3 separate regions of the Mus musculus genome follow, and all the other regions are linked to region 3. A link is a loop called in an ENCODE intact Hi-C map of the cell type or tissue named here. Cell type or tissue: heart. All regions are shown on one strand. Region 1 holds the start of Acyp2 (acylphosphatase 2, muscle type). Region 2 has its middle 67 kb from the start of 4930505A04Rik. Region 3 overlaps Acyp2 (acylphosphatase 2, muscle type).

Region 1 (8,000 bases), 130 kb before region 3:
TCTTATTGCTCTGGCTCAAACTTCTAGTACTATATTGAAGAGAAATTGAGAGAATAGACAGCTTTATGTTGTCCCTGATTTTAATGGAAATATTTTATTTAATTTTTATGTTGGCTACTGATTTTTTGTATATTAACTTTACTGTGTTTAGATGTGCACCTTGCATGCCTGACCTCTCCAAGACATTTTACAATGAAGGGGTGTTAAATTTTGTTAAAGACTTTTTCAGCATCTGAGGCAGGAGGATTGAAAGTCTAAGGTGGTTACACTGTGAGACCTAGCTTCTGACTATGCTAAAGAGAAAGAAAGGAAGCTACATACATAGTTTTTTCATAATATTTTTTATGATAGTGAAAATGAAAAGCAGCCCAAATGTGCAATAACAGATGCTTTGTAGGTTAATTCATGGTTATATACAGTTAATATCATAAAATTATTTACTAGAAAGACTATTATATGAAAAACAGAACAAAAATTCAGTTCATACTTAAAGCATGTATGCTTTATATTCATGTTATAGTTGAGTTCTTGCTGAAAGGATTTATATATATACACACATGTATATATATACATATATATACATGCACAGACATATATATGTATACACACACATATGAGAGACAGAAAGAAAATGTATTAGATGTGTTAAGATCATGGATGACTGATTTTATTTTCTAATTTTTTTCTAATTCTTTAATTCTTTCGTATTTAAAATTTCTTCTTTCTTTCTTTCTTTCTTTCTTTCTTTCTTTCTTTCTTTCTTTCTTTCTTTCTTTCTTTCTTTCTTTTTTGTTTTGTTTTTTTGAGACAGGGTTTCTCTGTGTAGCCCTGGCTGTCCTGGAGCTCACTCTGTAGGCCAGGCTGGCCTCCAACTCAGAAATCCACTTGCCTCTGCCTCCCGAATACTGGGATTAAAGGCATGCACCACCACTGCCCAGCTAAAATTTCTTAATAGTAGAAACATTTGCTTAAAATTCTAGTCTTAGAATCACATTTTATTAGCAATCCATGCTGAAATGGTACATAAAAATTTCTATTGACCAATGTTCAGCTGTTGACAGACGGTACATTTTTTAGCTATGCAAATGTCAGTTGTTGCTATAGCACTTCTAAAGTTAAAATAGAACTACATAATAGCTGGCAGAGACACTCCTGGGTAAATGTGGACAGAAGTTAAAGGTTGATTAAGAAAAGGAAAATGTCTCCTTCCCAGTCATTGATTTTTAAGATCTACAACTAATGGGGAAAATGCAGTGAAGGACTAGGGCAAGATCTAACCACTGAGCACCACAGAGAAGATCTGGACGCACCCGGAGGCATTCCAGAGCACCACAGGGAGAACACGAAGTGGGTGGGGTGGGGTGGTAGGTGGAGGTGGGTGCGCATTCCAGGCAACATAGGTTTCAGAGATTTTATTATGTTGTACTATGAACTCGTGGCAGTGGGCCATCTTCAGGATTTGGGGAAGCACACAATTACAGGCTAGTGGAGGCTGGACACCTTAGATTCGGTTCTGAATGTAATGGGCAGAATTTAAAGCAATAGTCTTCATGAAGTAACTTGGGAGATGAGAAGAAGAGAAGTCTCTGCAATATCAAGACCTTCATTAGGTAAATTTATTCAGGCTAGCCCTTCTAGAACATATCTTATTTAAAAAAATGATTTAACCACACTCTGCCCAAGTTTTAAAGTAACTATTTTGATACAAGGTCTCATCATGTAGCCTTAGCTGGCCTGGATCTCAGTATGTAAACTAGGCTGGCCTCATACTCACAAGAGATCAGCTTGCCTGTGCCTCTCCAGAGTTGGAATTAAAGGAGTATGCCACTTTGTCTGGCCCTGATCTCTCTCTCTCTCTCTCTCTCTCTCTCTCTCTCTCTCTCTCTCTCTCTCTCTCTCTCTCTCTCTTTCTGTGTGTGTGTGTATGTGTGTGTGTTCCCAGATAGAAAGGGCACAAAGTATTTAATTAAGTGGTAGTAGATTCTTCAATATGCACAGATGCAAAGAAATATAAAAGTATTAAGGCCAACAAATAGAGAATTGCAAATTCTCAAATATAAAAGTATTTGAAGCTGGGCGTGGTGGCACACGCCTTTAATCCCAGCACTTGTGAGGCAGAGGCAGTCGAATTTCTGAGTTCAAGGCCAGCCTGATCTACAGAGTGAGTTCCAGGACAGCCAGGGCTACACAGAGAAACCCTGTCTTGAAAAAAACAAACAAACAAAAAAGTATTTGAAATTTAGAAGGCAGATTATTGAAAATTCTATCCTTATTATCTGAAGTGATGGGTTACTAGAAGACTTCAAATAGCTCACTAGGAAATACAGTTCTTCAGATATAGCCTGTTTTAACTGTCCCAGACAATTGAAATATCTCTGAATAATAATCAAGACCATGAAAACAAAACTGTATAACAACAGACAGAATGACTGTAAGTCTGTTTCCATTGGCATTAGATAAAATTGTTAAAAATTCTCATCTTACACAGCATCACATCTAGTTATAATAGAGATTGAGGTATTTCTTAGGATTTCTATTGCTGTGAAGAGATGTCATGACCATGGCAACTGTTATGGAAGCAAACATTTAATTGGTGCTAGTTTACAATTTCAGAGATTTAGTCCATTATCATGGCCAGAAGCATGGCAACACGCAGGCTCACATGGTGCCAGAGGAACTGAGAATTCTACATCTTTGTCTGAAGGTAACTAAGAGGTGACAGGATTCCATACTGGGCATAACTTGAGCATAGGAGACCTCAAAGCCCTGCCTCTACAGGGACACACTTTCTCCACTAAGGCCATATCTCCTCATAATGCCACTTCCCATGGGCCCAAGTATTCAAACACAGTCTGTATGGGCAACAAAGCTAGCCAAATCACCACAAGGCACCTTTCAGATTCATCAGCCTGAATGAAAAGATCAAGCCTAACTTTATCTCAGAATCACCACAGATTTGGCACCGTCAGAACATTTCAGAATTGATTCATTGTCTGTCTTAGTTAAGGTTTTTATTGCTGCCATGAAACACAATGACCAAAAAGCAGCTTGGGGGAGGAAAATGTTTATTTGGCTTATACCTCCACAGCACTGTACATATCAGGATAGGGACTCAAACAAGGCAGGAACCTAGAGATGATGTAGAGGCATGGGGGGTGGGGTGGGGGTGGGGACTGGTTACTGACTTGTTCCACATGGCTTACTCAGCCTGCTTTCTTATAGAACCCAGGATCCCTGGACTAGGGATGGCATCACCCACAACTGGCTGGGTTCCACTGCTCCCTCCCCCACCCCCCCATCAATCACTAATTAAGAAAATGCCTTATGGCTAGATCTTATGGAGGCATTTTCTCACTTGAGGTTCTCTCCTCTAAGATTACTCTAGCTTGTGCCAAGACTAGCCAGCACACTGACCAAATACCCTTTGTGCCACTAAGCTAAGCAGGTCCTTCATTTCAAATGTCCACCTCAGGATGTTGGAAATGGGGATATTGTTTCAAGGGCACACATTTTCTTCATATGAAGTGGAGATTATCATATATTTGCACAATGGTGAGTATAGTTAAGAATGATATATATTTAAAATCGTTGAAATCTTAAATGAAATCAGAGATGAAAGTTAATTAGCTTGAATTAATCTCCTTACAGTGTACCCATGGGTATACTATGTATTCTTTACAGTGTACCTATATAAAATCACCTAAAACTTAAAAATTCTTTGACATTTTATCCTTGCATATAATGAATTTTGGTAATTTTCCCCCTATTATCCTTCTCATCTCTACCCACTTAGACTTTACCCGCTCTGTCCTCTCAACAAGTCACCCTCTTATTTTCATCCTTATAGAAAAAACAAAACAAAACCTTTTTTGTGTCAAATAAACGTCGGTGGGTAGATATTAGTTGGTTTAATCCCCTCACATGCCCGACCTCCGTTTTCTTTAGAGAACCGGGTCCTGGGGAACGCAGAGAGGGAGCACCCTGCTAGGGAGCCCGAGCGCCGGGTGTCCCGTCGCCCTCACTGTGTACAACGGTCATCTGCCATCTTCTTACGCATGACCCAGCGCGCTCTTGTCTTGGCTTCTGGGCGTCGGTCCCAGAGCCCATAAGTCTTCCTCCCCTGGCGGCTGTCGCAGTCTCCGCGCCACATACCCAGCTAATGCTGCTCGGGAGAAGGCTGGCCGCCATGACCGAGCTGCTCAAGTCTGTGGACTACGAAGTGTTCGGGACAGTGCAAGGTACGGTCTGACCTGGGATGCCAAGACGAGGCCGTGGGAGGGAGAGGAGGAAGCTTATGCCATCCATTTTAGGGACGGTTCTTCTCACTGAGGCAGCGACTTCCGCTCAGCCATGACACAGCAGCCCGGGGCGGGGAGAACGGGCTAGCGCGGGGCGGAGGGAGGTCACCCTGGGTTCCCGAAGAGGACGCTGCAAGCCTATAGGATGGGGGTGGGGGACGCCTAAGTGCGGCAGAAAAGCAAGGGTACCTGAATGATACTGGGTGATTTACTTTGTCAGAGGTTGTAGCCCCTCTCCAGCTAGCAATTTTTCCTTCCTGGGTTTTGGAGATTGAACCTTATATATTTATGCACAGTCTTACATTTGCGTACTAGATTGCTGAAGTACACTCCCAGGCCATTTAAGTGAAGTTTTAAAATTTTTGTTTGATTATAAGCTTAAATAGATGCATAGAATATAATGTCTGACTTACTTTAAATCTTTATATTTGTAATTTAAAACGTTAAAACATTCTTTTAATTTTTTCTAACGCAACTTGACATAGTAGTGCATGTAGTCCTTATGCAGAAGAAGGTGGATATTTGAGTTCAAGACCAGGCTGGTCTATACACTTGAGAAAATTATCTAATGGCGTATAAATACTGTAACTATTTAATGTATATCATCCATTTAAAAGAAGAAAACTTTTTGAGACTGGAAATGTAGCTCAGTAGAGTGCTTGCTTAATAGTCACCAAGCCCTGGAATGGGTGCTCTGCTCTGTACCAGACCAAGGACGAGCTAGTCCTTATAAGCCTGTAATGCAGGTTCCGGTCTTCAACATAAAAATAATGCCTTTCTTTTTCTTTTTCTTTTTCTTTTTCTTTTTCTTTTTCTTTTTCTTTTTCTTTTTCTTTTTCTTTTTCTTTTTCTTTTTCTTTTTCTTTTTCTTTTTCTTTTTCTTTTTCTTTTTCCTTTTCCTTTTCCTTCTCCTTCTCCTTCTCTTTCTCTTTCTCTTTCTCTTTCTCTTTCTCTTTCTCTTTCTCTTTCTCTTTCTCTTTCTCTTTCTCTTTCTCTTTCTCTTTTCTCTTTCTCTTTCTCTTTCCCTTTCCCTTTTCCTTTTCCTCTTTCTCCTCCTCCTCCTCCTCCTCCTCCTCCTCCTCCTCCTCCTTCTCTTTCTTTTTCTTTTTCTCTTTATTTTTTCTCTTTTTTGGGGGGTGGGGCGGGGGCTTGAGACTCGGTTTCTCTGTATAGCCCTGGCTGTCCTGGAACTCACTTTGTAGACCAGGCTGGCCTCGATCTCAGAAATCCTCCTGCCTCTGTCTCCCAAGTGCTGGGATTAAAGGCGTGTGCCCTTTAACGAGGATATTACTTCCTGTTTGAGTCGGATTTCCATTCTACCTTCTCCACATAATTTTATTCCATTGTTTGGTATGCATGAGAATTTCTTTTATCTCCATCCCCAATCCCACCTCAGATGTGCTGTTGTGTGTGTGCATGGGGTGGGGGGATACTATGGGATACTTTTCTTAACTTCCTTTATCAATAAGCTTTAGTGATAACCATTAGTAGATTTTAAATGTGAGTTTGTATTGGAAATTTATTTCTAAGTGGGAAAACTGGATTTTTAAAAATGGATCCTTGTCTAAAGGGGGAGGAAGAATATTATCTTTTTATTTTGATATTCTGTTGATATTTTACATTTTGTGGCAATGTATACAGGGTAAGATTAAGGATGGATGAAAGTGTGTTTATAATGAGCCTTTGTTTCAGAGATTTGCTGTGGAAAGAGACGTAGGAAGATCACAGCAGACAACTGTTAGGTCAGGTGTGGGAAAGACTGCATGAGTAAGCAGAAAATTTGAAAAGTTACTGATGAGTCTGTACTTTTAGAAAGGATATTAGGAATCATGGCTAAGTGGTATTGAGCCTGGTTAGTACTTTTGATACTCTGGTAACCTGACCATGTTTGGAATTAACTAAAACCTAAAAATGGAGAGAATACCTGAGAGGTGTTTTGCTTAATTTGAAGTGGGAAGATTCACTTCTAATCCTGATCTTTGAGATGATCAGACACATCTTTAATTCAATTTTTTTGGAGTAGAAACACCCACCCACCTCTAATCTGGGCCTTGCCTTCTCAGGGAGGGCATGGAAGAAGGAAGCTTGCTGTCTTTTCTTGCTTGCCTTCGAATGGCTGCTAGCAAGTCCATTCCTTCACTGGCATTAGAGTGATTCTTTGTGATCTTTGTGATTCTGGTGTATACTGAAGACCAGCTGAGACATCTAGTCTTGTGGTCTGAGCAACTACTGTATTCTTGGACTTTTCAGTCATAGGCAGTCATTGTTGGACTTGTTGGACCACAGCCTGTAAGTCATTCTAATAAATTTGCTTTCTATATACATAGACTCATTCTGTAAATTCTGTTACTCTGGAGAATCCTGATTAATACAGATTTTGGTATTAGAATTGGTTGTAGGGCAATAGAAGTATAAGGATGAGTTGTTTTTTTTTTTCTCTCGATTTGGCCCTGCTCACCTCTGCCCCATTTATTTATTTTATGTATATGAGTACACAATTGCTCTCTTCAGACACCAGAAGAGGGCATGGGATCCCATTACAGATGGTTGTGAGCCACCATGTGGTTGCTGGGAATTGAACTCAGGACCTCTGGAAGAGCAGTCAGTGCTCTTAACCACCGAGCCATCTCTCCCGCCCAAGGATGAATTTTTTTAAGTATCTAGAATAGGCTTTCCAATTTGCCAGTACCTATAATTACTAAAGCTCCTCCTGGAAGAAAGATGAAAATCCATGGTATGACCTATTTTACGAAATTGAGGTAAATGCATTTGATTATCTTGATTCACAAATTGTAAGGTGTAAAGGATTTGATGACTCTGTATATAAAACTTTTGACAATCTATGGAAAAATAAGGAAAATGACAATGTTGGTTGTTGCTCCTAGATCTCTGGATTGATAAAGGAAAGGAATGAGCTCTGTGATAAAATTAAGCAACTCCTAGCATCTCCAAGTATGGTGAAGGACAACAATGCACTCAGTGATAAAATTGACCAGCTCCAGATGCACATAAACAGACTAAAGGTTTCTAAATGTGATCTGGAGAAACTCTTCTCTCCAGCAGCTACAGAACTCAAGTTTCACAAAATCAAACTGAGGTCCTTATTATAAGGTTAACTGAATTACAGGTCCCAGCTTTGAAGGAGTATTGGTGTTTAAGTAAGGGCCTTGATTGGTAAAGAATGGGATCCTGTGGCTTTGGATGACGATGTGTGGGAGGACCCCATTAAGCTGAGAACTTTGAACCCTTGAATTCTCAAGGGTTTATCTCACTTGAGAAAGTAGTGTCTCCATCCTCAGCAGAAGATGATTTCACAACCCATACCCTTCCTTTGAGTGAGGAAATTAATCCTTCATTGCCTGCTAAATCAGCAGTGACTTTCTTTGGAGGAAATGCCAGGAGAGGCAATACTGGTATTCTTCAAGGCCCACCAATAGTTGCCTCTAGACCTATAACTAGACTTAAGTAGAGCAGGCTCTTAGAGGAGAGGTAGCGAGCATAGTTCATAAAGAGGTATGCTATATTACTAAAGAGCTTAATGAGTTTGCTAATTCATTCAAGCAGAATCTGGTAATGTGTGGAAATGGGTTTTAAGGGTAAAGGATAATGGTAGAATGAACATAAATCTGAATCAAGCTGAGTTTATTGATATAGTTCCTTAGAGTGGAGGTTTAGGTTGAATATGACTGTTCACACAGTTTT
Region 2 (8,000 bases), 110 kb after region 3:
GATGCTGGCGAGGATGTGGAGAAAGGGGAACACTCCTCCATTGTTGGTGGGATTGCAAGCTTGTACAACCACTCTGGAAATCAGTCTGGCGGTTCCTCAGAAAATTGGACATAGTACTACTGGAGGATCCCGCAATACCTCTCCTGGGCATATATCCAGAAGATGTCCCAACCGGTAAGAAGAACACATGCTCCACTATGTTCATAGCAGCCTTGTTTATAATAGACAGAAGCTGGAAAGAACCCAGATGCCCCTCAACAGAGGAATGGATACAGAAAATGTGGTACATTTACACAACGGAATACTACTCAGCTATTAAAAAAATGAATTTATGAAATTCCTAGGCAAATGGATGGACCTGGAGGGTATCATCCTAAGTGAAGTAACCCAATCACAAAGGAACTCTCACAATATGTACTCACTGATAAGTGGATATTAGCCCAGAAACTTAGGATACCCAAGATATAAGATACAACTTGCCAAACGCATGAAATTCAAGAAGAACGAAGACCAAAGTGTGGACACTTTACCCTTTCTTAGAAATGGGAACAAAACACCCATGGAAGGAGTTACAGAGACAAAATTTGGAGCTGTGACGAAAGGATGGACCATCTAGTGATTGCCATGTGCAGGGATCCATCCCATAATCAGCTTCCAAATGCTGACACCATTGCATACACTAACAAGATTTTGCTGAAAGGACCCAGATATAGCTCTCTCTTGTGAGACTATGCCGGGGCCTAGCAAACACAGAAGTGAATGCTCACAGTCAGCTATTGGATGGATCACAGGGCCCCCAATGGAGGAGCTAGAGAAAGTACTCAAGGAGCTAAAGGGATCTGCAACCCTATAGGTGGAACAACATTATGAACTAACCAGTACCCTGGAGCCCTTAACTCTAGCTGCATATGTATAGAAAGATGGCCTAGTCGGCCATCACTGCAAAGAGAGGCCCATTGGACTTGCAAACTTTATATGCCCCAGTACAGGGGAACGCCAGGGCCAAAAAGGGGGAGTTGGTGGGTAGGGGATTGGGGGGGTGGGTATGGGGGACCTTTGGGATAGCATTGAAAATGTAAACGAGGAAAATACCTAATTTAAAAAAAAGTTCTTAATTGAAAAAAAAAGAATAAGTAGTTTGAGTACAGTTAGAAATGATACTTGTTTAGGAATCTGGTAGTAGTAGGTTCTCCAATAGAGTCTATGACTTCATATAGGGTTGTAGCTGATATTTAATAACTGATGAGTGTAAGGTTACCTTAACTTTAAAGGCTACATTTTTAATGGATTTTCTCAGCTATACTTTAAATAGAAGAATTCAAATATACATGGCATTTAAAAAGATCTTTTTTTCTTTCCTAAATAACAAGAAGTCCTGAAACTGACAGCTGGTATCTTTGGTTCAGTGTCTTCTTCTTCTTCTTCTTCTTTTCTTCTTCTTCTTCTTCTTCTTCTTCTTCTTCTTCTTCTTCTTCTTCTTCTTCTTCTTCTTCCTCTTCTTCTTCTTCTTCTTCCTCTTCTTCTTCTTCTTCCTCTTCCTCCTCCTCCTCCTCTTCCTCTTTTTTTTTTATTAGATATTTTCTTTATATACATTTCAAATGGTATCCCAAAAGTTCCTTATACCCTCTCTCTGCCCTACTCCCCTACAGCTTCTTGGCCCTGGCATTCCCCTGTACTGGGGCATATAAAGTTTGCAAGACCAAGGGGCCTCTCTTCCCAACCACGGCCAACTAGGCAATCTTCTGATACACATGAAGCTAGAGACAGGAGCTCTGGGGGTACTGGTTAGTTCATATTGTTGTTCCACTTATAGGGTTGCAGACCCCTTCAGCTCCTTGGGTGCTTTCTCTAGCTTCTCCATTGGGGGCCTTGTGTTCCATCTTATAGCTGACTGTGAGCATCCACTTCTGTATTTGCCAGGCACTAGCATAGCCTCATACGAGACAACTATAACAGGGTCCCTTCAGCAAAATCTTTCTGGCATATGCAATAGTGTCTGGGTTTGGTGGCTGATTATGGGATGGGTGGGGTAGTCTCTGGATAGTCCAGCCTTTTGTCTTAGCTCCAAACTTTGTCTCTGTAACTCCTTTCATGGGTATTTTGTTCCCTATTCTAAGGAGGAATGAAGTATCCACCCATTAGTCTTCCCTCTTCTTGATTTTCTTGTTTTGCAAATTGTATCTTGGGTGTTCTATTAAACATTGGTTTCTGATTCACAATGCAAGAGTAATGTAGTAGCAATGCTGATAAGAATAACAAGAATTATGATTGATAAATTCTAAGAAAATAAAAGACAGTAGATTTGATATGCTGTAAGATTGGCAAGTCTGAAGACATGGAACTTAATTATTTCATCTTTACAGTAGGATCATATGGAAAAACTTTTAAGTTATCATTAGTGTTTATATCTGTGGGCCCGAACTTGCCACCGTACATGTGTGGATGCCAGGACAGTTTGTGTAGTGGGCTCTGCGATTCCCGAGACTGAACTCAGTGTCAGCTGCATAGTAAGCATTTTCTCTACAGAGATGCATGGACAGCTTCTTTGTGCAAATTTAATAGGCAAATTAAAATGGCTATTTAAAGTACAGCGATGACTTTCTGCTTCTGGAGAAACACTGTTTTGAAGGACAGGAAAGGCATACCCCTGAAGTGCATTTGCTTTCTGTTTTTCTAATATGTAGTATTTGCCTTCCCAGGCCCTTGGGTAGTTTGTGCATCAATGTCATGCTGATGTTTCTCCTGGTGCCAATCAGAAAATGATGCCAGAGTTCTTGAGAGCCATGGACGTTTGCTTGCATGAACAATGATGAGTGGCTTGTCCTTTCACCTTGCTTCCAGCGGAGTTGTTGACTTCACCATAGCACAGAGCAGTAGTTCCATACGTTAGCTTACAATGTGTATATTGCCATCTACAGTTTTATTATGTTGAAATTACATTTTCATAGGAGGAAGGAGTGTTGTGGAAATTATTCATTGTTAATTCCAAAAATGCTTTGAAAAACCTTTTAAGTTGTATTGTGGATATTACTCATTTTTAGTGATTAAAATGTGTAAAAACTAGTAAATTGCAAATGCAGACCTATCATATCACAGTTAATAGGAATGACTTGGTTTTACTGTTCAAGGCTCCTATTCCTCCCATTCTATACTGGGAAGGAGCGAAGTAAACTTGTCTGTGAGTGGTTCTGCACACAGATTCCCCATTAGCTGTGGCAAGGTCAAGAGGCCCCACTGGGCTCTTTTTAGAACAAAGTTCTGTTGTGGTGGAGTTGCAAAGGAAGCCTGGGGGTGGGGTGATTCCCCAAGCCAGGACAGAGTTCCCGCTGATCTCAGGAACTTCCTGGAAGTGTTGAGATACAGACCCCAAAGAAACAGTATGCTTGGATTTCTCTGGCTGCACCCAGGGCTGCCTGCCAACCTCACTGTTGTCATTGCTAGCAAATGTCACTCCACCCAAAGCAGGATTTTCAAAGATCCCTCAGATGATTGAGAATTTCTGGCTGCCTCTTGCTTTCTGAAGTATGTTATGACAGGAATTAGATCTTTTCCTTCTTCAGGATTCAGAAAAAAATTCCTCAGAGCCTGGGGTAGGGATGACCTTTAATCGGAAGCAGCAAACATGCTAGTCCTTTCTGGGCATTTGCAGTCTCTGATGCGTCAATTGATGACTATTCTCATATTGGTCAGTTTTGAGGGCTGTTCAGGAAGCAAAAATGTCAGTTTGAATATTTCCTTGTAAATTTTGAACCCCTCTTCCCAGAACAGAAAATTGAGGAAGGCTGAGATGGAACTCCCAGGAAGTGAGAAGAGCTTTGCTGGTCACAGGAAAGTCAGGCATGTCCTTCTTCAGGATTTCAAGCAGCTGTCTGGGGCAGGCACAGCTGGGCCTGGTATATTCTTCTAGAGAATAGCTGTACTTTGATGTGTCTGACTTGTGTGTTGTTCTTAGCCATGGAGAAAAGGTCATACCCACTCCTCTGTTCCAGAACAAAAGCAGCAGTCTCTATATCTCCAGCATGGCAGCTGGGTGCCTGCAGGCACATACCTGCTATCACAGCTAATACATTTCAGACATGCCCATGGTGGGTGAGGGTGGAGGCAGCTTCAGTGGCATCTCCTGGGAGAACAGCCGAAATGTCAACAATACAGTGGTTTTGCCAGGAGCCTGGTCCCACAGTGTGGGTGGGCACAGGAGTGGTCTCAAAGCATGCTCCTATTTTCGAAGCAGCTGCACAGCCATGGGAAGGGTTGACTCTGTGAGAGTAGAAAAACAAGTTTCCAAACCTCCACTATTACTATCACTATCCACAGCCCCCAGCTGTGTGACATTCAAAATGTTACCTGACCTCTCAGGGTCACAGTCCTTCATCTGTTACACGATGGTCATTTGAACAGCTGCAACAGATGTGTCCGGTGAGAAATAAATGAGCTAATGTGTGTGGAAGTGCATTGTAAACACAATTTGCTTAAGTGTATTCACTGGGGCAATGTCTGGTGCTGTATTAGAAGCCTTATATCTTGGCAAAAATCCTGATCAACGTGTGAAGTAGCTTACTCTTGTACTCATTAAGATGTGGCAGTGGGTAAGAGGGGCAGTGAAGTCAGCTATCCAAAACTCCATCACACCAGCAGTGTAACATGTCCTAATTCACCTCAGGCTCCCTCCTCCTTAGCCCAATGCTGGCTTCTGAGACCTTTGAAGTCTGTTTGGATCTCTTAGCTGTCCTTCTCCTTTATTCCCACATACTGTGGTAGCTTGAAAACACTGAACTTTCTGACACTTCTGAATGATGGAGGCTTTGGGCCTCCTTTATAATCATGCAAGTGTTGTGACTGCTTAGAACAGCAGAGTCCGTCAGAAACAATCATTTAAGACTTCTAAGGTCAGGTCACTTTACATGCTTTCAGTACATGTTCTTACAGACTCTGTGGGAAATTACTCCCCTGAGGCTGCTGAGGTGGAAAGGGCATATGTGAGTCTCTCACCCAGCAGTGCTGGTCCAGTTAGTTCAGGCTTCTCATCTTGCCCACCCAAGTACTAAGCCCACAGAGGCTCTTGTAGCCCACTGTCCAGCTCTGACTACCTAGTCATCCCTCATTTTTACCCTCTTTGTCCCCCTCCTGCATTCACTAACCAGTCCTCTTTCCTACAGTCCTCCTCTCATGTTCATATCTCTTTGCTTTAATTTATTATGCTGTCCACTGAGTGCAGCCAAAGAAGTCTATGTGAGCATGGACATAGACATGCATCTGTCTACTGAAGCATAGAAAGACAATTAGGACTACACCACTGAAGATAATGATCCTCTCCTAGCAGCCATCAACAGCAGCCAACAATAAAGTTCCTTAAGGAGGGTATGAGCCTCTATTCTGTCAATGACTGAACACTGACTAGCTCAGCCTGCCACTGGTCTATTGTAAGCAACCATAGCTGCTATGGACTCATGATTGTGACAGCATGTCATGCCCAGAAAATAGCTCTCCTCTCCAACATAGCCCCCTCCCTATAATAGCCCTTCTTTCCCACCAGCCAGCTCTTATATTATTTCTACCCTTCTTCCATGATGTTTCCTTAGCCTTAGTAAGGATGATATAAATGCCCCATGTAGGACTGAGCACTCAGTAATGACTAGTTCTCAGCACCTTGACCAACCATGAGTCTCTGCATTCACTATCATTTACTGCAATAAGTAAATAAGTAAATAAATAAATAAATAAATATGTCTAGGATTAAAGTTGTGGGTAGCACTTATTTATATATGTTTAATATAAATAAGTTTGACAACATGTTCATTTAGCCATCTAGCAATAATATCCACTTACCTACCCCCACCTTCCTAGCTGTGAACTTTTGACTATGTTCACAGTATCGGCATGAATTAACTCCTTTGGAGTGGTTCTCAAGTCCAATCAGAGGGCAGTTAATTTCCTCTATAATTGTCATGTCACTATTACAGTAGTGGGCACATCTTGTCTGGCAAGTCAGTATCACCGCATAAGAGAGCCCCTGCTGGGTAGACTGCTGATGACTTTTCTCCCAGAGCTTCTCTCATAGCACCATGAGGTACTACAAAAGCTATCCTAAAGGGAGGAAACATCTAGTTCAATTCTGGCTTGATTTCTTTATGTCCTGCAACCAAAGTGTATTGCCGAGGTCAGTCTCACCATCCTAGTTCTGATAGGCATCTAAGAGCAACTGCAACAGTCTGTGCTGTGTTTGTGTCTGTATGCATCATGTGTATTCATGTATGATATATGCATGTGTCTGCAAACAGGGCAACCTATGCAGGGATGGGAAGATCATAGAGTATTGGGTGTCTTCACATTCTCTGACTCATTTCTTTGAAACAATATGAAAAACAATCACGAGGAAATAGAACCATAAAGATTTCATTATTTTAAGCCACAATTCAATATTGCTTAGAAAAAAACTAAGTATGCACTGACTATCAAGGAGTGGTAAAGTTCTTTCACAATAACAACATAGTTTATCCCCATTAAAATAAATTAATCAGCTGAACATGTAGCTCAGTTGCAGTGTACTTTCCTACCATGTGCACATGCTGGGAGAGATAGATAGATAGATAGATAGATAGATAGATAGATAGATAGAGAATAAAAAGAATATATATTCACTTTAAATGTGCATCAGGAAAAATATAATATGGAACTTGATTGCTGTCAGTCACCTTTCCAACATAAAGCATTCAGGAGACTTGTAATTATCCTTTTTTCTTTTTCATATGGTAAATAAAGGCAAGGTAAGAGTGCTGAATTTTGCACATAGATTCCATGATAAAACATACTTGTCACCCTTCCTGTGTCTTGCTGTCTTCCTCACTTTCTTCCTTTCATGTTGCTTTGCTCACAGTTCAATGCAGCTTCTTCATTGGTTTCTCCCTTGTCAGCAAAAACCATTCTAGTTTTTGCTTAGTAGAATAGTTAATAAAATATTTGATGATGAGTCCATTCCGGTTGGCGCCAGCACCGAGTCACCTTGGGCACGGAGTCCGCAGACACCCCCATTGTCCCTAGAGGACACTCCACGGGATCTTAGGATCACTGGTGAGTGGAACACAACATCAATTCCAATCCAATTGTGATGGGCCTGTGAAAACAGGAACAAGGACACCAGAGCCATTCCTGACCAGAGTCTCAGGTTCCTTTTGATCAGTTTTGGTTTACCTTGGTTTTGAACAGACCACACAGCTCCATGGTCTTCAAAGGAGATACCATTTCCAGGCACTGTAACAGGCCCAGGATCTTAGGACAACAGGATACCAAGATAACAGGAGCTGGGTCACACAAGTATTTCAGGGTCTCAGAGGAGCTTGACTGCCAATAACTCTGACACACCCAGAATCTCAGGTTCACAGGAGCCCACAATCAAAGGATCTCAAGGAAAGCTGGACTCAGAGGAGTCCTGAATCAACTGGGATTATAGGAAGGACAGACTACAATCAGATATATTGAGGGCAGCAAGCACATGAGATAAGATGGCAGAAGGCAAGCATAAGAACAGAAGCAACAGAAACCAAGGGTACTTGGCATCATCAGAACCAAACTCTCCCACCAGAAAGGCAAGACATGGATCTAAAGTCACTTCTCATGATGATGATGGAGGACTTTAAGAAGGAAATACAGGAAAATACAGGTAACAGCTAGAAGCCTTTAAAGAAGAAACACAAAAATCCCTTAGAGAGTTACAAAAAATCCACTACCAAACAGATGATGGAATTGAACAAAACCATCCAGGATCTAAAAATGGAAGTAGAAACAATAAAGAAAACCAAAATGGAGACAACTCTGGAGATAGAAACCCTAGGAAAGAAATCAGGAACCATAGATATGAGCATCAGCAACAGAATACAAGAGATGGAAGAGAGAATCTCAGGTGCAGAAGATTCCATAGGGAACATAAACACAACAATCAAAGAAAATACAAAATGCAAAAAGATCCTAACTCAAAACATCCAGGAAATCCAGGACACAATGAG
Region 3 (8,000 bases):
ATGGTGATCAGTGATCAATGATTGTATTGTTACTATTGTATTGAAATAATTAAATATCAGGGTTGAAGAAACAGGTATTAACAGGTGTAGCCTGCCCATGGTAGGTCTGAAGAAGCCATAAGAAATGGAATAGTGAAGTGTCTGTGTATAGCTGTGGCTCTAGACTTCTGTGACCTGGTAGACTTTTTATTTCCTAGAAACTAGATTGACCTTGGATTTTGCTAGAGGCTGTTAGAAACTAGGAAATGATTGAGGAGCTAGGCCAGCTCACCTGCGTCCTTATTCTAGGAGCATGTGTCTCTTCCTTTCTTAGTAAGTCAACAGCAGATAGTCCTGAGTCTATCTCAGGACTGCATTCTCCCTGTGCTTGCCTTCAAACAATGCTAGCTCTTTGATGTCTTAGTGGTTAAGTAGTGTGTCCAAAATTATCTAAACACTGAATTATGAACAAATGGCTTGCCCTGAATAGCAGGTAGAGTCTACATTCTGGTTATGTCATGCCTCTGACATGGTTTATCTGGGCCACGTCATCTTCCTAATCTGCATATATGAAATAGTTCAATAACAGAATCCAATTTTTACAGACTGATCCTGATGTTAAATGTGCATTCTAAATATCTTAAAGATTGCAAATTCATCACAACAGCCATACTTTCCGTATTTTAATTTGTTCTTATTGCCACCTCCTGAGACCCTAGAATGTTCTTCTGTTATGAAAAAAAAATCCAAAGGAAGGTACACAGTGCCTAGGAGATACACAGTTTATCTCAGGCATCATTACTTGATATTGCTACATCTTTACGCCTGAATACTCCTGAGCATATTTCATCCTTAGCCAATAAAAGCAGGGAAGGAAGAGCTGTATCACCAATAGTTACAGCAGTTATTTTAAGAACTAAAATCAAGAACTTGCAGCGCACACAAATGTTTAGTTTTATAAAGATCTCTTGAGCTTTATAAAGATCAACATCATACTGAGACCATAAAACCTTTGTTCTCTAAACTAAAAGAAAAGCCCAGGGGATTTAAACCATTTCTTGTTGAAAATGAACTAACATTAGGATATCTTTTTTTTTTTTCCTATTGAGTTCCTGCACCAATGGATGGATAGTGCATAGAGCAATAGTCAATCTGTTTTATATAAGCCACTTTATATGTGGGAATTTAAAACATTATAGAGGCTAGGGGCAGTATCTAACATAGACACAAAAGAGGAGGGTGACATCTCAGGTCCAGTTTCTGCTTCCATGGGTATGGTGCTTTTAATGTCATGTGACAAACTGAAATACTCAGAGCAACCTAACAATGTTACAGGGAAAGAAAAAGGAAAAAGGAAAAAGAAAAAAAAAAAAAAGAATTGGCTTTACTTGCTAAAATTTGTTTACCATATTCCAATGGGTTAAACATTCTTGTCTAAGCACAGGAAAAGAAAAATATGTTAATTAAATCTAAGTAATAAGGTATTTATAATATGGACATGTTTTATATTTTTAATGTTATTTTATGGTACCAAAGAAAGAACAGGGCTCAGCTATTTAAAAAAAAAAATAACACCATGGCAACCTGCACTGAAATGGTCTAGAATTCTCTAAACCATATTAACTGTCCTTAATATTATTTTAAAGTTCTCTGTAAGATAGTACATGAAGAAGAAAACAGAACTTCCTCTCCTAAATAACTTGATTTTACTAAGTACTCTAATCAAATGTGCTTTGAAATGATCCAGCTCTACTAGATGAGCTTAATGTAGCCACTCTCCCTGTATTTACTAAGGTAAGGCTTTTTGTAAATCCTGGTGATGCATGCTTGTGACTGCAGCACTTAAGAGGTGGAAACAAGAGAATCAGAAATTTAGCCTTAGCTTCATAGTCAGTTCCATGCCATCCGAGGCTAAATGCAGCCCTGTCACAGAACTAAGAAAAAAAAGATACAGTACCATGGGAACTGACATGGATAAGTCTCTGCAGCTGTTAACTTTGAAAAGAGAACACGGGGCTGGAGAGATGGCTCAGCGGCTAAGAGCACTGACTGCTCTTCCAGAGGTCCTGAGTTCAAATCCCAGCAACCACATGGTGGCTCACAACTCTCTGTAATGGGATCTGATGCCTTCTTCTGGTGTGTCTGAAGACAGCTGCAGTATACAAATGTACATACAATAAACAAATAATTCTTTAAAAAAAAAAAAGAAAAGAAAAGAAAAGAGAACACAACCACTAGACTTCTAGTTTCCAATATTAAGTCAAGAGAAACAGTTTTTTCAATTTTCCCTAAAATTATAGAATATTTTTAGAGTGGCAAATTCTGTGTTTTATTTCAACACATTTAGGGCTGTGCTGCCAGAAAACCTGGTAGCTGTCAATGCATAGATGGCCTCAGTATTGAACACTGACCTTTCTAAGAAATACCAAACACAACAATGATGGAGCAGATCTATAAAAGCCAACATACTAAATGAGTTCCGTGTATGTAAATGGGAGTGTCAACATACTCTGCTTGATGACAAACATCCAGCTCTGCTTGGCTTGCCTAATAGAACATTTGGTAAGAGCAAGTAAGTTCTGACAATATAAATTCTTATTAATTAGCACTTAATCAATAAAATGCAACATTAAGCATATCCTTAGACCTACATATTACAGTAGCTTATAAAACAATTGCTATGTTGCTTATTATATATCTTACATTTACATTTATACAGCATGCATCCTTGCTGTAAGAAAAAGCTGAAACTTCAATGATTACACAATTCTCCTTTCCCATCCTTGTGTAGATAAATTACTTTAAAGAGGTTACAAACATACATTCTCCAGGCATACTCCTTGTTTTCAAATGTCTAATTTATCCTTTCCTAAGTTTTCATCGCAATATACAAGTCTTCCAACAAAACTTATGCTTCCCAGGCATCCCACATGTCATGCATTCTTTGTCATTGTGTCATCTTGCCACATTATAATCATGTGTCTCTCCCATCAGACTAGAGTTCACTGGAGACAGGCAGTCTTCCTGATTGCCTTGTTTGCCTAACACAGAGTACAGAATAGGTATTTAATAACTCTTTTTTTAAAAAAGATTTCTTTATTACATTTATATGAGTACACTGTAGCTGTCTTCAGACACACCAGAAGAGGGCATCAGATTCTATTACAGATGGTTTTGAGTCACCATGTGGTTGCAGGGAATTGAACTCATGACATCTGGAAAAGCAGTCAGTGCTTTTAACCTCTGAGCCATCTCTCCAGCCCCTTTAATGACTCTTATTAAGCATTTGACACATCTTTTGTGGCTATTTTAAGATAAATTTTAACTGTAATAAAGATGATATACAAATTGTGATTTTTGGTTTTTACTTTCTTTCTGAGACTTCACTGCAACTCAATGAGATCCAACAATAAAAGATGTATGGAGCCAAACACTGGTAGGAAAGGGACAAATTTCAAGTCTTCCACAGCAGTTGCTAAGACTTCTCTGTGCCTCAGAAGCAAGTTTAATTTGTATTTCTGGCAAACAGATAAGAGCTTGACTTTGGGTGTGATAAGGATGAAAAAGAAGAGAGACATGAAAATAAAATTCAAACCAAAGTTGATGGGCTGTACAGATGGCTAACAACCTATAACTATTGACATCCTGGCAGGTTCTAGGATGCAAGAGAACACATTGGGTAAGGGGTATGAGAATGGGCAGAGGCATGGAAGCAGGTAGAGGTGATAGATCTGAACAATCAAGTGGACTCAGTGGGCATACATCTATCTAAAGCTTTCCTGCTAAGTCAGGGAGTAAAGAGGGAGATGAATTAAGCCAAAGGTCTCAGCAAAGTAAAAAGAACTCCCACTAAGAAGGATCATTGGCACCACAGAGTCCAGTTATAATTAACCTTGTTGTTACAGCTTAAAACAAAAGGTTCGATTTCAATTCCCAAAAATCTCACACTTCCGGTTTCAGAAAGCTTCTTACCTAAATGAATTCAATTTATCTGAAATTAAGTAGCATATATAAACTATGTCAATGGTGGTACCAGAGTGCACAATGCATGGTTCACAGATGCATCATTCATAGGTTTTATGTGAACATAAATAACTATGTGGGTAAATAGGCTATGAGATGAACAATACCCAAGACAGGTACAGATGAATTGATAGTGGAGGCTAAACAAAATTTATCTTAGAACTAGAACAGCAAGAGAGTATGTGACAGAAGTCATAGGAGGGTTTGGAGAAGCTCCTGTGCTCAGTTTTGTGATATAGGGGTTAATTCTAGACTCTGGAACTATGGGGTAAAGCCTAAAATGAAAAATAGGACCGTATTATTACAAATTAGAATGCCTGGTGAGAAAGCCAGGAGCTTTGATGGAAAAATCAACATGATTGTGGAAAATGCTTCAAGTTCTGTATTTTTTTTCTCTAGACAAATTCAATTAAATGTATTTAAACAAAAGTTATAAAAGAGTAATTAGGCCCTACAAGCTAATTATTTTCTTTTTTCGAATAAGTGAGTTGTAACAGAGGCAAGCAAGCATCCTTTTTATGGTTTTTGTTTATATGCTTCTTGATTTATATCCTAGGTCTAAAAGTAAGCTATAATATCCTAAGCTAAAATTATCTTGCTATAAATTTTTAGTATTTTTCTTTATAATTTCTGCCCAGGAGACCCAAGTTTCCCTGGAAATGAAGCACATGTTAACTGGGTATTTGCCTCAATGCTGGGCTTAAATTGTGTTTTCACTATTTCATGCATTTGGAGCTGACTATGACACATTTGGGGCAGAATGTGACATATTTAGCTTGACACATGTGGGGCTGAATGAATGATTGAAAATAAAAGTGTAAGTATGCACATAATGATTTTGTACAAACTATCTGTTAGGACATGAGATTCCTTTGTCTGCAAACTGTTTTCAGAGTGATTGATTGCCAAGGGGATGCGTCTGCTTGCACACAGGCACAGCCCTCGGAGAATCAGTCCAGTCTGACTCCAGTCTTTCTGGACCAAGAGCTGGATTGCGATTGCAGAGCCCACTGTCCTAAAACTACATGTTTTTGTGATAGAAGAACATTGTGTTCCTTCCTTTAGTGGAAAAGGGTCTCTAGCAAAGTTGGTCATAAAACACAAGTCTATAGATAACCTGTGGTTTCCATTGAGACAGTTACAGAATTAGTATCAGGGAAGGGGAAGGGATCATATCTTTATATATCTATTATACTGTTGTTTTCTTCCATATAGATTTTAAAATGATGTGTAAGAACATATTAAGCTGCTAACAAGAGAGTGGATACTTAAGAATGAAAATAAGGGAGGAGCACAAAATAGAGCTAGGAAGAAGTCCATAAAGATGCTTACCGTAGGACCTCTGCTATGGGTGGGCTTGCACTTGACTCTAAACTGGCTAATAGTCCTCCATCTGCTAATGGCATTAGCCTCAATTTGCTTAAGAGCATTTTTTTTGAGGAAAATGGAAAAGTCAGGGTAAAGGTTAAAAATACAAGAGTGTCTGGCCAACTCATTTTTTCATTTGGCTTCCTTCCTGTAGGAATAGATCTTAACATATCTGGGACAGAGAACATACTGAACTGTGTGTCCTTAATACAGCCCTCCTCAGTACACTTCTGGGACAGGATGTTCAGAGATATCCAAAGGTATTGAATTCGAAATCTAGGCTGGCTGGACTGGCCATCAGCAGAACCCCGAAGCTCTCTGAAGCTGTTCTGTCTCTTCTTCTACAGTGTCTCCCCTTCTATAGTCAGACAGCTCAGGAGCTTTGTCTGTTCTTGCTGTCTCCATTTCTTGCTCCACCATCACCCCTCAAACAGTTCTAACCTGGTTTCCACTCAAACCGCATCAGTAATGCTGTCTTGCGAAGGTTCACAAACCACTCTTCAGTTTACTTTTTACTTGGTCCCAGCAGCATTTGGAAGTTCCTTTACCTGTATGTTTCTGCTTCTATTCAGTTGACTCAACGATGCTGGAGTTCCTTCAGATATGAGGAGCTGGCTCCGGCAAAATTAGAGAGTAAAAACTGAACACTAGTAACAAACAAAAGACATCTACTACTTCTGAATCCCATAGCATATGGTTTTATTGAACAACAGTAGCACGGTATGTTTACCTCCTCAACTTCCAGTCCAAACTCCTTTTGCTGTTCTTTTATTTCAGACCCAACAAAGTTAGGAGCTACATTTCCCTGAATTGCCTTGGACTTAAGATTTCAAATGTAATTTAGGCTTTTACAGTCAGTGATATCTACATGAATTTTGAACTTTGACCTGAATTATCCCAGGATAGTTTCCCAGACTTACTAATTTGAAGATGCTGGGTGACAGGACAGTCTACGCTACAGCTGAGAAGTGCTTCTGCCAAGACTAGGGGGCCTTGGGGATGGAATTTCCCTAGAAGTACATAACTCTGGAGATCCCAGAGCTTTCTAAATGAGAAAAGGCAGTGGACACTTGACTTCAGTAACACTTATTAAGAGCCTACTATGTGACCTAGATGTTCGATTAAGTGATTCACAACCAAACACGGTCTTCAGCCTTTCCATGATCTCTGTGATGACAGTAGTAGGACTCTCTTTTTAAAGATGAAGAATCTAGTTTCAGGTTAATTGTGCATGATTTGGGGTTTCCTGGACAAATTTTTTGGCATGTTATCAAAATACTATTTAAAAATTTATTTTTATAATAAAATATTTATTCACATATAACTGAATAAAGAGGCCTGTTTGATAAGCAAGAATAACACAAATGTTATGCACTGTCTTTCCACTATGAATGCTAGCTCAAAAGGTTGAGATTGGCAAGTACCACATTAGCTTCTAATTCATTTGCTGTCTTTTCTTACTGTCTGCTTTTTCACTTCAGAGATATCTGAAAGGATAATTCCACTTGAGTTCCAGGAAATAGAACTGCTATGAATTATTGCTAATGTTAGCTTTCTAGTGCTTTAATTTCATCTCCTTGTTTCAGTCAAGGGTAGTAGTTAGATAGCAGTTTTCACATCACCTAGGAACTCACACACTCCTACTTTCTGCAGGTAATACTCACTTGAAACACAGGGGAGGCAGTGTTGCTGGTGCTGTTTCCGTATGTGATTTCTCCATAGACTTTACTTTCTGTAACTTTGCTCAATGGTAGGTTAATAGGGCAGTTTTCAACCTGAGTTTACAGCATGAAATGTCCTGAGTTCCTTTAATTATAGATTGGTTTTCTGTACACACACACACACACCACACACACACACACACACACACACACACACACACACACACATTATCCTGTTTCAAAGACAAAAACTGTGCTATAAATCATAGAGCTTTCTTATAAAATATTGGTTTTGGGGGGTTTTTTATTTGGTTCTTTTTTACATTTTCTTATTAGATATTTTCTCCATTTACATTTCAAATGCTATCCAGAAAGTCCCCTATACCCTCCCCCAAGCTCTGCTCCCAAAGCCACCCACTCCCACTTCCTGGCCCTGGCATTCCCCTGTTCTGGGGCATATAATCTTCACAAGACCAAGAGCCTCTCTTCCCTTTGATGGCCTGATAGGGATGCTACATATTCACCTAGAGACACAAGCTCTGGGGGGTACTGGTTAGTTCATATTGTTGTTCCTCCTATAGAGTTGCAGACCCCTCTAGCTCCTTGAGTACTTTCTTTAGCTCCTTCATTGTGGGCCCTGTATTCCATTTAATAGATAACTGTAAGCATCCACTTCTGTATTTGCCAGGCACTGGCATATCCTCATATGAGACAGCTATATCAGGGTCCTGTCAGCAAAATCTTGCTGGCATATGCAATAGTGTCTGGGTTTGGTGGTTGTTTATGGGATGGATCCCCAGGTGAGGCAGTCTCTGGATGGTCATTCCTTCCATATCAGCTCCAAACTTTGTCACTATAACTCCTTCCATAGGTATTTTGTTCCCCATTCTAAGAAGGAACAAAGTATCCACACTTTGGTCTTCCTTCTTGAGTTTCATGTGTTTTGCAAATTGTATCTTGGGTATTCTA

Evidence for each region. Peaks named below come from ENCODE experiments on the same cell type or tissue, not always from the same donor. Only the 100,000 strongest peaks of a DNase experiment are listed, where the experiment ranks them.
Region 1: a loop joins it to region 3, with 3 times the contacts of the local background. A loop is called at or near these places in 4 of 42 quality-filtered maps.
Region 2: it touches region 3 in a loop (3-fold over the local background); 2 of 42 quality-filtered maps call a loop at or near these places.

What each region holds. Positions count from the first base shown.
Region 1 is chr11:30,645,539-30,653,538 of GRCm38, reverse strand. Acyp2 (acylphosphatase 2, muscle type) reads left to right here and starts at 4,143. Exons shown (of 4, transcript NM_029344.3): 1 at 4,143-4,238. The coding sequence starts at 4,160. In heart, a CTCF peak has its summit at 4,154; a DNase peak (open chromatin) is centred at 4,258; H3K4me3 peaks cover 1,504 bases; H3K27ac peaks cover 1,362 bases.
Region 2 is chr11:30,401,136-30,409,135 of GRCm38, reverse strand. No RefSeq gene overlaps it. Among named protein-coding and RNA genes, the nearest start is that of 4930505A04Rik, 67 kb to the left of the region's middle. In heart, a CTCF peak has its summit at 3,292; DNase peaks (open chromatin) are centred at 3,345 and 4,135; H3K27ac peaks cover 1,285 bases.
Region 3 is chr11:30,514,892-30,522,891 of GRCm38, reverse strand. The region is part of intron 3 of Acyp2 (acylphosphatase 2, muscle type); the gene reads left to right. Among named protein-coding and RNA genes, the nearest start is that of 4930505A04Rik, 47 kb to the right of the region's middle. In heart, a CTCF peak has its summit at 3,113 (motif pointing right); a DNase peak (open chromatin) is centred at 5,601.